Linked DNA regions of Homo sapiens: region 2 is linked to region 1. Evidence: chromatin loops called from intact Hi-C (ENCODE). Cell type or tissue: HepG2. All regions are shown on one strand. Each heading gives the region's core, and the rest is flanking DNA. Links, peaks and the distances in the headings are about the cores only. Region 1 overlaps SFMBT1 (Scm like with four mbt domains 1). Region 2 has its middle 10 kb from the start of SFMBT1.

The links. Hi-C counts contacts between places; a loop is a spot of excess contacts. Peaks named below come from ENCODE experiments on the same cell type or tissue, not always from the same donor. Only the 100,000 strongest peaks of a DNase experiment are listed, where the experiment ranks them.
Region 2: it touches region 1 in a loop (2.0-fold over the local background); 12 of 110 quality-filtered maps call a loop at or near these places.

Annotation. Positions count from the first base shown.
Region 1 is chr3:52,974,484-52,977,406 of GRCh38, reverse strand. All of the region lies in intron 1 of SFMBT1 (Scm like with four mbt domains 1), which reads left to right. Among named protein-coding and RNA genes, the nearest start is that of SFMBT1, 70 kb to the left of the region's middle. In HepG2, for the core only: no CTCF peak of the experiment used is centred there; a DNase peak (open chromatin) is centred at 1,786.
Region 2 is chr3:53,054,976-53,057,898 of GRCh38, reverse strand. No RefSeq gene overlaps it. Among named protein-coding and RNA genes, the nearest start is that of SFMBT1, 10 kb to the right of the region's middle. In HepG2, for the core only: a CTCF peak has its summit at 1,246 (motif pointing right); a DNase peak (open chromatin) is centred at 1,268.

The DNA.
Region 1 (2,923 bases), core at 324-2,823:
CCCGAGTAGCTGGGATTACAGGCGCCCGCCACTAGGCCTGGCTAATCTTTTTGTATTTTTAGTAGAAACTGGGTTTCACCATGTTTTTCAGGCTGGTCTCGAACTCCTGACCTCGTGATCCACCTGCCTCAGCCTCCCAAAGTGCTGGGATTACATGCGTTAGCCACCGCTCCCAGCCTCCAGTTTTTTCTTAATACAGGCATTGCTCAAGCAAACATTTTGGTTCTTGCTACTTTGTACACATGGGGATGTTTCTCTGTGTATGCCCTGAAATGAGGACAGTTTAAACTCTTTCTTTGAAATTGTTGTGCTATTTATTTGCTTGTTGTCTCAGGATATTTTTCTGAAATGTATTGGAAGTGGAACTGGTGGGTTGTAGAGAATGCAAGTTAAAATTTTGATAGAATAAAATTTCTGTCTAAAAGGGCTATATCCATTTGTGCTCCTGAACTGATAATGACGGCTTCCATTTCTGCATGTCTTCAACTATATTCAGTGTTACTAATCTTTTGTTTTTGCCAATCTGGGTGAAAAATAAAATTTTAGCTGTTGAGGTTGAATATGTTTTCATATGATTACCAGTCATTCCCTACAATTATCGTTCATATCTGACCTTTTAAAAAAATGTCCATGTTATTAGGTTTGGTCTTATTTATCTAATAGGTGCTGTTATTATGGCTATTAATATTTTGTCTGCTATATACGCTGGAGATAGTTTTTTTTCTGTAGCTTGTTTTTTAAATTTGTTTATGGTTCTTTTTGCCAGTTGAAAGTTTTAAATGTTTATTTAGTCAAATGTATCCATTTTATGGCTTCCTTGCTTAAGGAAATCTATGCTATTCCAAGGCTATAACCATATTCACGTATGTTTTCTTTTAATTTCTTTGGAATCTTCTTTTTCATGTTTTTCTCTTTTAATTCACTTGGAATTTATTTATGTGGCAGCATAAAGTAAGGTTCTAATTTTTTTTCCTCCCAAAATGGATAGCCAATTCTTTAACACTATTTGTTTGTATCCTTTCACGATTTTATATGGAATGCTCTCTTTATCACAAACTGCACTCTCATAAAAATTGATCTATTTTGTTCAACTTTATTTTACTTTATTGATGTTTGTCTTTTCTTATGCTAATATTACACTATTTTGATTTGAGAAAAAACTTTTTTTGTAGAGATGGAGTCTCACTATGCTGCCCAGGTTGGTCTTGAACTCCCAGCCTCAAGTGATCCTCCTGTCTTGGCCTCCCAAAGTGCTGGGATTACAGGCATGAGCCACTGTGTCTGGCTTAATATTTTGATAGAAGGAACTTGCCTTGTGTCATGTTTTACAAAAATGTAGCTGGATTGTCCATTTTTTTCTCTTTTAGATGCATTTCATTTTATTTTTTGTTTTTTTGGAACACAGTCTTGCTCTATCACCCAGGTTGGAGTGCGGCGGCATGATCTTGGGTCATTACAGCCTCTGCCTCTCAGACTCAAGCAATTCCCAACTTCCTGGCTGGTTGCGTTGTGGCTCATGCCTGTAATCCCAGCACTTTGGGAGTCTGAGGCAAGAGCAGATCAACTCACCTGAGGTCAGGAGTTCGAGACCAGCCTGGCCAACATGGTGAAACCCTGTCTCTACCAAAAATACAAAAAGTAGCCGGGCGTGGTAGCACACACCTGTAATCCCAGTTACTTAGGAGGCTAAGGCACGAGAATTGCTTGAGCCTGGGAGGTGGAGGTTGCAGTAAAACGGGATTGCGCCACTACATTCCAGCCTGGGTAACAGAAGTAGACTGTCTCAAAACAAACAAACAAAAAAATTCTCAGCTTCCTGAGTAGCTGAGATTACAGGCATGTGTCACCACGTTTAGCTAATTTTGGTTCTTTAAATTTTTCGTAGAGATGAGGTCTTACTATATTGCCCAGGCTGGTCTGCAACTCCTGGGCTCAAGCTATCCTCCCGCCTTGCCTTCCCACAGTGCTGGGATTACAGGTGTGAGCCACTATGCCCAGCTTAGGTGCATTCTAAAATTATCTTATCAAGTCAAATACAGTGGCCTATTGGGTCAACCATAGAATCAGAAGAAAAAAAATGCCCTATTGGGATTTGGAGAAGAAAACCATTTCTCTAACACAATTTCCAATGGCCATGTATGGTGCATTGTATGCTTATGCTATATTTTACTTAACAATTTCTCATTGTTGTCCAAAATCTTTAAAAATATTGGCTCCACAGTTTCACTTTCTTTGTTTTCTTTTTTTCCAGTTTAGGTTATTCTTGAGTTTGGGTTTTGTTTAGAACTTTTTCAGTGGTTTTATAAATTTATTAGTACCAGTTTATTCAACTGAGATGGATTTGCCCTGTGTTGGGTTTATAAAATCATGAAAAGGTTTGGCTCAGATTTTTTTTTTTTTCTGATACAGGGTCTTGCCCTGTCACCCAGGCTGGAGTGCAGTGGCGCAAACTTGGCTCACTGCAACCTTTGCCCTGGGTTCAAGCAATTCTCCCACTTCAGCCTCCTGAGTAGGTGGGATTACAAGCATGTGCCACCACACTCAGCTAATTTTTTTTTTTTTTTTTTTTTTTTACTTTTTATAGAGACAGGGTCTTGCCATATTGCTCAGGCTTATCTCGAACTCGTGAGCTCAAGTGATTCGCCACCTCAGCCCCCCAAAGTGCTGGGATTACAGGCGTGAGCCACCGTGCCTGGCCTCAGATTTAATTTAGATGATATGAGTGGCTAAGATTTTTCTCGCAAAATTGAACTAAAACCTTGACTTTATCAGACTTTATTTTTTAATCTCTCTAGTCAGACATGTAGCAGTGGGTTAAAAGAATAAAAATGACATAACAAACAACTTAATGAAACAATAGAAGATTTCTGCCCCTGAGTTATGTTGGCATTTGACAAATGGAAGGACAACGTTTAATTTAGAT
Region 2 (2,923 bases), core at 277-2,776, 81 kb before region 1:
TCACTGCAAGCTCCGCTTCCCGGGTTCACGCCATTCTCCTGCCTCAGCCTCCCGAGTAGCTGGGACTACAGGCGCCCGCCACCACACCTGGATAATTTTTTTTTGTATTTTTAGTAGAGACAGGGTTTCACCATATTAGCCAGGATGGTCTCGATCTCCTGACCTAGTGATCCGCCCACCTCAGCCTCCCAAAGTGCTGGGATTACAGGTGTGAGCCACTGCGCCCGGCCGACTACCTCAGGTTTTTAACTCCAGACTTGACAGAATGACTAGATAAAGATAGTGGAAAATGAAAACCGGTGGCCTTACAAGCAAGCTCCATCAGGAATGAAGATCATATATTCCAGGTATTATAAAATTAGTAATGAGAAAATTAGGATTCAATTGGCCACACTTCACTTTGTACAAAGCTACTGGGTAAAGCAAGATCTATGGGCATTTTCCCAATTTTGTCTGTACTATGCAGAAATTTCTTTCTTCTCAAATCCATCTAGTGCTAACACGTGGGAACCAAGTGGGGGCCTAGAGGTGGCACCATCAATTTGGCTGGTAAGCCCAGGCAGGAAACTATGAGACTCTTATCAACCAGGGAGATTTAACCGCTCCAGGCTGGGCATGGTGGCTCACATCTGTAATCCCAGCATTTTGGGAGGCCGAGGTGGGTGGATCACCTGAGGTCAGGAGTTCAAGACCAGCCTGGCCAATGTGGTGAAACCCCGTCTCTACTAAAAATGCAAAAATTAGCCAGGTGTGGTGGTGCATGCCTACAGTCCCAGCTACTGGGAGGCTGAGGCAGGAGAATCGCTTGAACCCGGGAGGCAGAGGTTGCAGTGAGCCGAGATGGTGCCATTGCATTCCAGCCTGGGTGACAGAGCAAGACTCCAGCTCAAAAAATAAATAAAAAATAAAAAAGTAAACTACTCTGTAGCTGTAACAGGCATCAAACAAACACATGAAATGTCCTTGTGAACATCTTGTAGCTTCACAGCAATATCCTGACAGTTATTGTATTACATTGGTGCAAAAGTAATCACAGTTTTTGCCATTAAAAGTAATAGCAAAAACTGCAATTGCTTTTGCACCAACCTAAATATGTAGACTATACCTTAATATGAAAGAAAGAATGGCAGAGTAGGGAGAGGCAGGGACTGTGACAGAGGGCATCGGACAGGCAGGAACTGTGGTCTCCACTCATGGTGAAAAGGTGGGGGTGTGAAGGACTCTGGGCAGCAGAGGGATTCAGGCAGTGCTTGCCTAAGCCCAGCAGGTGGCTATGGAGAGAGAGTATAGGAAGGTCCATGGTGGTATCTCCCTTTATCCTCTCTTCTCCTGGTTGGGCCTGCCTTGCCAAGTCCCTTCCAAGGGCCAGATGAACAGCCTTCTTCACAAACCTCCTGCCCTGGCTTCTCCAAAAGGGCCATGAGGGTCATGAAGAATGCTCTTGCCTGCGCTGGATGCCATGTTGAAAATAAGCTATCACCCAGGTTTCACCCTAGAGAGGTCAATTCCAAGGCCTGGGGGTCAGGTAGGGTTGAGGGGCTATCACTTTATAGATATGTGTCTTTTTGTACTTCAACTATACTTCAGTAGTATAGAAAAACAGAAACATTTTCAATCATATTCATTTCATTAAAATACTATTAATATTTTAATATCATAATTGTCTTTAATATCATTTAATATAATAACATGATTTAATATAATATTTTATGAGGGGCAAAATGATTATACTTCTTTGGCAAACAAAATAATTTAAAAATAGTATTTATCTCCTCTTTACTTCTTCTTTTTAACATTTCTATATTTTGTGTTTTACAATATATGTAATGTTTTATTAGACTAGTATAAATATATTAAATAATATGATTTAAGTATTTTGGAAGGCATACATTCATGTAGGTACAATATTTTGAAGGCCAGTACAAAAGGGAACTCTTGAATCTCCATCCCCTGGGCATTCTATATGATTGAAATAATATGATTTACCTTGCAATAAAGGAGTAGTTTAACATTAAAGAAAAAAAGAGGCCGGGTGCAGTGGCTCACACCTGTAATCTCAGCACTTTGGGATGCTGAAGTGGGCAGATCACCTGAGGTCAGGAGTTCAAGACCAACCCGGCCAACATGGTGAAACCCCATCTCTACTAAAAATACAAAAATTAGCCAGGCGTGGTAATGACAGGCACACGCCTATAATCCTAGTTACTCGGGAGGCTGAAGCAGGGGAATCACTTGAAACCGAGAGGTGGAGGTTGCAGTGAGCAGAGACTGCGCCACTGCACTCCAGCCTGGGCGACAGAGCGAAACTCCAACTCAAAAAAAAAAAAAAAAAAAAGAAAAAAAAGAAAGAAAGAAAAAGGAAAAAGAAAAGGAATAATCTGATACATGTAGAAACATGGATGAATCTCAGAAACAAACAGGACGCCTGACACAGCAGGTCACACTTGTAAACTCAGCACTTTGGGAGGCGGAGGTGGTAGAATCACTTGAGACTAGAGTTCAAGGCCAGCTTGGGCAACATGGTGAGACCCCATTTCTATGAAAAATAAGAAAAGATGTAGTGATACATGCCTGTAGTCCCAGCTACTCAGGAGGCTGAGGCAGGAGGATCACTTGAAGCCAAGAGTTAGAGGCTGCAGTGCACAATTATTGCACCAATGAAGTGAGACCCTGTCTCAAAACAAAAAGGTAGACAGGGACTGGGGCTCACGCCTGTAATGCAAGCACTTTGAGAGGCTGAGATAGGTGGATCGCTTGAGGTCAGTAGTTCAAAACCAGCCTGGCCAACATGAGAAACCCTGTCTCTACTGAAAACACACACACACACACACACACACACACACACACACACACACAAATTAGCTGAGTGCTGTGACTCACACCTGTAATCACAGCTACTCGGGAGGCTGAGGCAGGAGAACTG